Regions from separate parts of the Homo sapiens genome. Here region 1 is linked to region 2. A link is a loop called in an ENCODE intact Hi-C map of the cell type or tissue named here. Cell type or tissue: Calu3. All regions are shown on one strand.

Region 1 (4,000 bases), 58 kb before region 2:
GAAAAATAAACAGATCTGTTAAGCTTTTAATTTAAATAAATTGTTAAAACACCAAAACCAACAGAATGTATTACTTAATACATCCATATGTATGTATATACACATACATATGTTATATACATAGAAAAGTTATTCACGAATACCTGCAATGATACACATCACTGTCAAGACAATGGGTTACCTCTCAGGAGGAAGGGGTGAAGAAGTAAGAAAGTGAGGCTTTAGCTATATCTACAATGTTTTATTTCTTCAAAATGTGGTAAAATGTTTGACATTTCATTAAATATTTAAAAAAATTGTTCCCCTATTCTCTTTAAGCTTTTACAGCCTGCATTCTCCTTAAGACTTTATTACAGCTGGCATAATAAAACAAAATCACTACATTTTATTCTTGGTTATCTACAAAAAAACCCTAACCTTAATTCATTTTATTTTGCCCATTTATATCTGAGATGCAGCAATTTTTTGACAAACCTCAATAAATCTATAATATTTTCACTAACATCTTTATCAGAGGGTGGGCAACTGGCAACTTCTCCACCCCCAAGCCATTAAACTCAGTGTCTGTATCTGTGACTGTCACACGGTCGTGGTGTGTACTGTAGTGTGGTCACAGTCCCCTGCTCAAATGTCTCTGGATCAGTTGCTTGAGAAGGGCAACTGCCCTGCACCATGATGGCTGGGCACCCAGCTCATTGCCAGCCAAGAGATGCCCACTCCCTTCCGCCTAGTGCCTCTACCAAGGTGACTTTACATATGTTGTGCTATCATACGTTAATTTTTATGTTATGCAGAGGGGAAACAGACACGAAATGCTGGCTGTTCAGACACTCGCCTCCTCACTTTCATTCAGATGTGGTCCCGAGGCCTCACCAGAAAATTCTTTATCTGGAATGATCCCCCAGTGACAAGTCAGACTTATGCAACAAGAATTTCATATTTTTGAGAAAACTGGGTCAGAAAGTAAACTCCAGAAATCTCAAATTGATCCTATAGAACATCTCTAATGTTATTCCAACCTTTTAAAAATAAGAGTGATGAGCTATTGTTTACTGTTTTCCCTTTTTTTTTTAAAAAAAAAAAGCTTCTAATTTTAGAATAGTTACAGGTATAGATACAGATATATAGAAAAGTTATTTCCCTTACTGTTAACATGTTACCTTCCTGGGGTACATCTGCCATAAATCAGGAGCCAATGTTCCTTACATCATTATTAACTGAAGTCCACACTTTATTCGGATTTCCCTGGTGTGTACTTAACATCCTGTTTCTGTTCCACGACCCCATCCAGGACAACATGGCTTTTAGTCCTCACGTCTCCTTAAGATCTTCTAGACTGCAATTATTTCTCCTACTTGCCTTGTCTCTTTGAGACGGAGTTTCACTCTGGCGCCCAGGCTGGAGTGCAGCGTTGTGGTCTCGGAAAACTGCAACCTCCGCCTCCCAGGTTCAAGCGATTCTCCTGCCTCAGCCTCCCGAGTAGCTGGGATTACAGGTGTGTGCCACCACGCCTGGCTAATTTTTGCATTTTTAGTAGAGATGGGGTTTCGTCATGTTAGCCAGGCTGGTTTCTAACTCCTGACCTCAGGTGATCGCCTGCCTCACCCTCTCAAAGTGCTGGGATTACACGCACTGAGCCACCAAGCCCGGCCAACTTGCCTTGTTTTTAATGCCCTTGACAGATCTGAGGAACATGGGTCAGATATTTTGTAAAATGTCCCTCAGGTTGGGGCTGTCTGCTGTTTTTTTTCATGGTTAGACTGAGCTGATGGGTTCTTGGGAGAAAGGCTACAAAGGAAAAGGGCCATCCTCCCCACATCCCACTCTCAGGAGAACTCACCCCTGACCTTCCTCCCCTGGCTGAGGTCAGGTTTCTCCAGGGTCAAGTTCCTCTTTCTCAACCCGGTTTCCAAAGTGTACCACTGGGAAGGGGGTCACTGGGTGCAGCCCACACGTAAGAGCTGGGATAATCAACTGCCTCCTTGAGGGAGGGGTATCTACGTCAATTACATGGAATTCTTTTGCATGGGGTGTGTCTATTCTCACCCACCTATTCAACCATTTATATACATCAGTATGGACACGTGGTTATTTTATACTTTGGGATGTGGGCAGCAAGCCACCTAGGTGCCGAGGCAAGAGACCGAGGGCACGAGCTGTTCCAGTATAATAAAATATATAAAACAACAAGAGTTAATGCTAGATATAGATCATAGATATGATTATATATGAATATCATTAATCATTAGTTTGTAGCAATTACTCTTTATTCCAATACTATTATAATCTTTGCTCTATAATCATAACCTAGGAAAAACCAGGCCATATAGAGATAGGAGCGGAAGGGACACAGTGAGAAGTGACCAGAAGACAAGAGTGCGAGCCTTCTGTTATGCCTGGACAGGGCCACCAGAGGGCTCCTTGGTCTAGCGGTAATGCCAGCATCTGGGAAGATGCCCATTGCCAAGCGGACCATGGTCTAGCGGTAGCGTCAGTGTCAAGGAAAAACACTCGCTACTTAGCAGACTGGGAAAGAGAGTCTCCCTTTCCCCAGGAGAGTTTAGAGAAGACTCTACTCCTCCACCTCTTGTGGAGGGCCTGACATGAGTCAGGCCCGCCCGCAGTTATCTGGAGGCCTAACCATCTCCCTGTGATGCTGTGCTTCAGTGGCCACGCTCCTAGTCTGCTTTCATGTTCCATCCTGTACACCTGGCTCTGCCTTTTAGTTAACAGTAGCAAAATTAGTGAAAGTACTAAAAGTCTCTGATATGCAGAAATAATGGCGTAAGCTGTCTCTCTCTCTCTCCCTCTCTCTCTCTGCCTCTGCTGCCAGGCAGGGAAGGGCCCCCTGTCCAGTGGACACGTGACCCATGTGACCTTACCTATCATTGGAGATGACTCAACACTCCTTACCCTGCCCCTTTGTCTTGTATCCAATAAATATCAGCGCAGCCTGGCATCTGGGGCCACTACCGGTCTCCGCGTCTTGGTAGTAGTGGTCCCGCAGGCCCAGCTGTCTTTTCTTTTATCTCTTTGTCTTGTGTCTTTATTTCTACAATCTCTCGTCTCTGCACACAGGGAGAAAAACCCACCGATCATGTGGGGCTGGTCCCTACATTGGTGCAAATTCTGTATTGCACTATTTATTTTGTTGCTCAAACTCCTCCAGCCTTGCCCCCTGGGCCTCTGTGGTTGGGTCCCGTGTCCTGCTGCCACACCTCAAGTTTTGTTTCTTAAGCACTTCCTTACATGCTGGACCTGAGACGCTCCAGGATCACTTTGCATATTCCCCACCACAGTCCTAGACTAGACTGATAATTTCTCCAGTTCTTTTATTGGAGAAAGGTATCAGAAACCAAGATTTGGGTGACAGGTGAACTGCTTTAATTTTGTAAATAACTTTTTTCCTGATTTCAAAAATTCGCTGTAGAAAATTAGAAATATATAGGAAAAAAAAGAAAATAAAAATCACTCATAGCGTTATCACTAGATATAACCATTATTATTATTTTGAGGTCTATTTTTCAGTATTTAAAAATACATATATTTTTATAAAATTGGAATTATGGAAGGCTACTGTTATAATTTAAACTTTCTACAATAAAGTATTTAATGACTACAATAAGCTGCCTAGCATTTCACATTGGATGGAATTGGTGGAATTCCATTTAATTCTCTATTGTTTTATGCAGAATATATAATTCTGACAATTGACAATCATCTTTGTATAAAAATCTTAGGCACTTAAAGCTTCTGAGAACACAGTTTATAAACTTTAATTTGTGCACCAGCATGTGCTCATTCTTTTAGGGGAGGCTTATTCTAGGAATACAGACAGTTCAGTATTAGGAGCTTCATTATTATGAGTCACCATTTGAAAGGATTGGAAGCAAAAAGGCATATTTTCATTGGTGTTGCTGAGACTAAATCTAAAAAAATCAATATTCATTTTTAAATTTCTGATTATGGAAATCGTTAAACAAAGGGAAAATTATAAATA
Region 2 (4,000 bases):
ACGCCTGTAATCCCAGCTACTTGGGAGGCTGAGGCATGAGGATCACTTGAATCTGGGAAGCAGAGGTTGCAGTGAGCTGAGATCGTGCCACTGCACTCCAGCCTGGGCAGCAGAGTGAGACTCTGTCTCAAAATAAATAAATAAGTAAAAATAAATAAATAAATAAATAAATAAATAAAAACTTACTGCAGTCTTTAACTCCCAGGCTCAAGTTATCCTCCATCCTTGGCCCCTCAAGTAGCTGGGACTACAGGCACGCACCACCATGCCCAGATAACTTTTTAATTTTTTGTAGAGACAGGGTCGTGCATTGCTGCCTAGGCTGGTCTTGAACTCCTGGGCTCAAGTGATCCTCCTGCCTTGGCCTCCCAAAGTGCGGAGATTTCAAGTGGGAATCACCATGTCCTGCCAGTAGCAGGGCTCTAGAGTCAGACTGCCGGGGTCAAATCTCAGGGATAAGACACTTAATCTCAGCTCCAGTTCATCATCCATAAAATGGGGATATCAATCTGTGGCCTCCTCATAGACTTGCCTGAAGATTGAAGTGGACAATCCTGATGGTGGCTTGAGACCAGAGTCTGGCATGCTAAAAGTGCTTTGTAAGTGTTTTCTATAACTATCTTTATTACTGATGTCCATTTCCTCCTGGGAAATTGGCATAAATAGATATGTCACAGGAAATCCAGACAAAAATTAAATTAGAAGCTCACATTTTATCTGAATGCAGCTGAGACAAAAATCAAAGTAATGTATAGTTAAATGTAAATAATTGAGAAATGTCTTTCGGTAATAGCAGCCAGCATTGCAGATCTCAAATAAGTTGATTATTAGATAAGATACTTATTCCTCCCTCCCAAGAAGTATTGATTTGATGTTGGTGACAGTGTCAATTTGAGGGGGCTGATTGAATATGTTGGAAAATATTTATGTAAAATGGTCTAGCACGACAAGTTCTTTGAATTGCATTACGGACAGCATGGGTTTATGTATTTCAGACGTGACCTGCCTGCTGGTTGCTTCTTTGTGTACTGATGTGTGTCACCCTCTTGCAATTGGGAGTCTGGCCACAGCCCAGTCCTCTGCATTGAACTCTAGAGCCCCCGTTATTTGTCTGTTAATTTTCACAAAGCCTCATATTGCCTTGATTAAGTTTCTTTTATATGTTATGGAATCATCTCACAAACACTTCACCAAACAAGTCTCAAATGGCTTGCTAACCCTGGGTTCTTTGAGAGAAGCACTGGGGAAGTATTCTCTTTTGGAAAGTAATCATATTTGCTTGAAATCTTAAGATGTTAGATCACAGGCGAGGTGTGGTGGCTGATGCCTGTAATCCCTGCACTTTGAGAGGCCAAAGCTGGAGGATTGCTTCAGCCCAGAAGTTTAAGACCAGCCTGGGCAACATAGCAAGACCCTGTCTCCACAAAAACAAAATGAAAAACCAAAAAGCCACCCCAAACCAAAAACATAACTGGGCATGGCGGTGCATGCCTGTATTCCCAGCTACTTGGGAGGATGAGGTAGGAGGGAATGCTTGAACCCAGGGGAATCGAGGCTGCAGTGAGTCATGATCACAGCACTGCACTCCAGCCTGGGCGACAGAGTGAGACCCTGTCTCAAAAAAAAAAGATGTTAGATCACAAAATGCTTAAAACAATTTGTGGTTCTCCAGGGTGCAGCTTCTTAATCAGCACATATTGGTGTCAAACCAATGAGCCCTGCAACTTCTGGGCTTGGCCTTAGGGGCCACAGTGCTTGGAGGATTGTCTTGACCACGATGGGAGCAGAAACTCACTGTGAACAGTTGCCAATGTCAGCTGAATCAAATGCTCAGGGCTGTCTGGTGTGTGCTTTCTGACAATATTCATCTGCTTATGGTCATCTTTCTATTTTTGGTAGTTGAAAAGGACCATGTACCTTGTCAGAAAATCAACAGATGATTTGGCTTCTGGTACTTTGAAAGTGACACACACACACACACCTCACACTTAATGTACACTATGCAAACACCTACAAACACATATGCATGTGCACACAATCTTTCCTGACTTCTGCAAGCTAAGAAGACTTTTTTTTTTCATTGTAGGTCAAAAACATTCATTGCATCCCCTGGTGGAAGTGCCTAGAAAAACAAGCAACAAACAAAGAAACAAAACATTTGTTGTCATTGCCACGGAAACCTTTTATTATCACCCTGTAAGTTTCACATGTGGATGGGGCATAGCTTTCATCAACTCATTTCAGCAGCCTAATAGTTCTGATGGGCTCTACATAGTTCTTGTTGAAGCAGAAGTTGCAGCTGAAATCCAGAAAATCAAGATTCTTCTTCTGCAGAGACTGATCCCCACCATTGCCCTGCCCTGACCTCGAGGGAAGGAGGCTTGAGAATGAGCTGTTTTTCCCAGCAAGCGTCCCATTGTGGAAGGAGCGGTGACACACATTGGTGGCTGATGGTATCACAGCTGACACACCCCCTCCCTTCTGCTGTGGAAAGAGGTAGGAGGAATGCGGGGAGGGTGACCACAGTATTTTCAGGGTAAATGGGGGGCTCAAATGGAGCCTTGGTGAGTGTGCTTTGGGATCCAGACTCTTGGCCTAGCACAAGGTTTTAAGTTTATTTGGACCAATGAGAAAGAGACCATGGACAGACTGCTTCTGCTGGGGACCGTTCATTTTTGTCACCTAAAGAAGAAAAATCCTACAATTCTGGTGGTGTCAGACACAGGAGGACTTTTACATTTACAGTTGAGATTTATGAAGTCTGATGTCTTTGTTCCTATACTGCTCCCCTCCACTGCCCCCAGGCCCCAGCTCAGTCACCTCCAGGTCGAATTCCCAAGTGTGTTGCGCACTCCAGAACTCTAAATTATCTTGAGACTGAAATGAAAGAAACGGAGAGGCCTAGTTCTCCCAGCAAGAGCAGAGGGCACAGAAAGGCTGAAAAATGGATTGAGGATTGAGCACTACCCTGGAATGTTCCAGAATTTTTTTTTTGAGATGGATCCTTGCTCTGTTGCCCAGGCTGGAATGCAGTGGCACAATTTCGGCTCACTGTAGCTTCTACCTCTCGAGTTCAAGCAATTCTCCTGCCTCCACCTCCCGAGTAGCTGACACTACAGACACCTGCCACCATACCCGTCTAATTTTTTGTATTTTTAGTAGAGACAGGGTTTCACCATGTTGGCCAGGCTGGTCTCAAACTCCTGACCTCAAGTGATCCACCTGCCTCGGCCTCCCAAAGTGCTGGGATTACAGGCATGAGCCACCGTGCCTGGCCCAGAAAATATTTTTTTTTTTTTTTTTTTTTTTTTTTTTTTTTTTTTTTTGAGATGGAGTCTCGCTGTCGCCCACGCTGGAGTGCAGTGGCGCAATCTCGGCTCACTGCAGCCTCCGCCCCCTGGGGTTCACGCCATTCTCCTGCCTCAGCCTCCCGAGTAGCTGGGACTACAGGCGCCCGCCACCTCGCCCGGCTAATTTTTTTGTATTTTTAGTAGAGACGGGGTTTCACCGTGTTAGCCAGGATGGTCTCGATCTCCTGACCTCGTGATCCGCCCGCCTTGGCCTCCCAAAGTGCTGGGATTACAGGCGTGAGCCACCGCGCCCGGCCGAAAATATTTTTAAAAGGCCCATTATCTGGGTCATTTTAACTCAATGAATTCAAGTTTTAAGATGGTAACCTGATTGATCGCATTTTCATCATCATCATCACCACCCCCACCATCATCATTTTCTTTTTCTTTTAAGAAAAAAGGGCAGTTCAGTGAGGGATTCTGGCTGCCCATCCAGAACAGTTACTCACCAGGTTAACAGGCTGCAGTGTTTAATGCAAAACAAATCGCCAAGCTGGCACTGAGCGGTGTGAAACCCAATTGGCTAGAAACTGTGTCTCATTAGAGGCCATCCACACAGCAAGCAGATGCACTTGGAAGTCGTCGTGTGATTCCTTTACAGGAATCACAGAAATGATACTTGCTGCTACGCAGCCAATCGAGTCTCACGA

The links. Peaks named below come from ENCODE experiments on the same cell type or tissue, not always from the same donor. Only the 100,000 strongest peaks of a DNase experiment are listed, where the experiment ranks them.
Region 1: a loop joins it to region 2, with 8 times the contacts of the local background. A loop is called at or near these places in 1 of 110 quality-filtered maps.

What each region holds. Positions count from the first base shown.
Region 1 is chr19:32,375,723-32,379,722 of GRCh38, reverse strand. All of the region lies in intron 5 of ZNF507 (zinc finger protein 507), which reads right to left. Among named protein-coding and RNA genes, the nearest start is that of DPY19L3-DT, 28 kb to the left of the region's middle. In Calu3, no CTCF peak of the experiment used is centred here; a DNase peak (open chromatin) is centred at 2,442.
Region 2 is chr19:32,317,497-32,321,496 of GRCh38, reverse strand. It overlaps LOC124904688 (a long non-coding RNA gene), which reads left to right and starts at 2,087. Exons shown (of 2, transcript XR_007067224.1): 1 at 2,087-2,496. In Calu3, CTCF peaks have their summits at 2,279 and 2,485; a DNase peak (open chromatin) is centred at 2,426.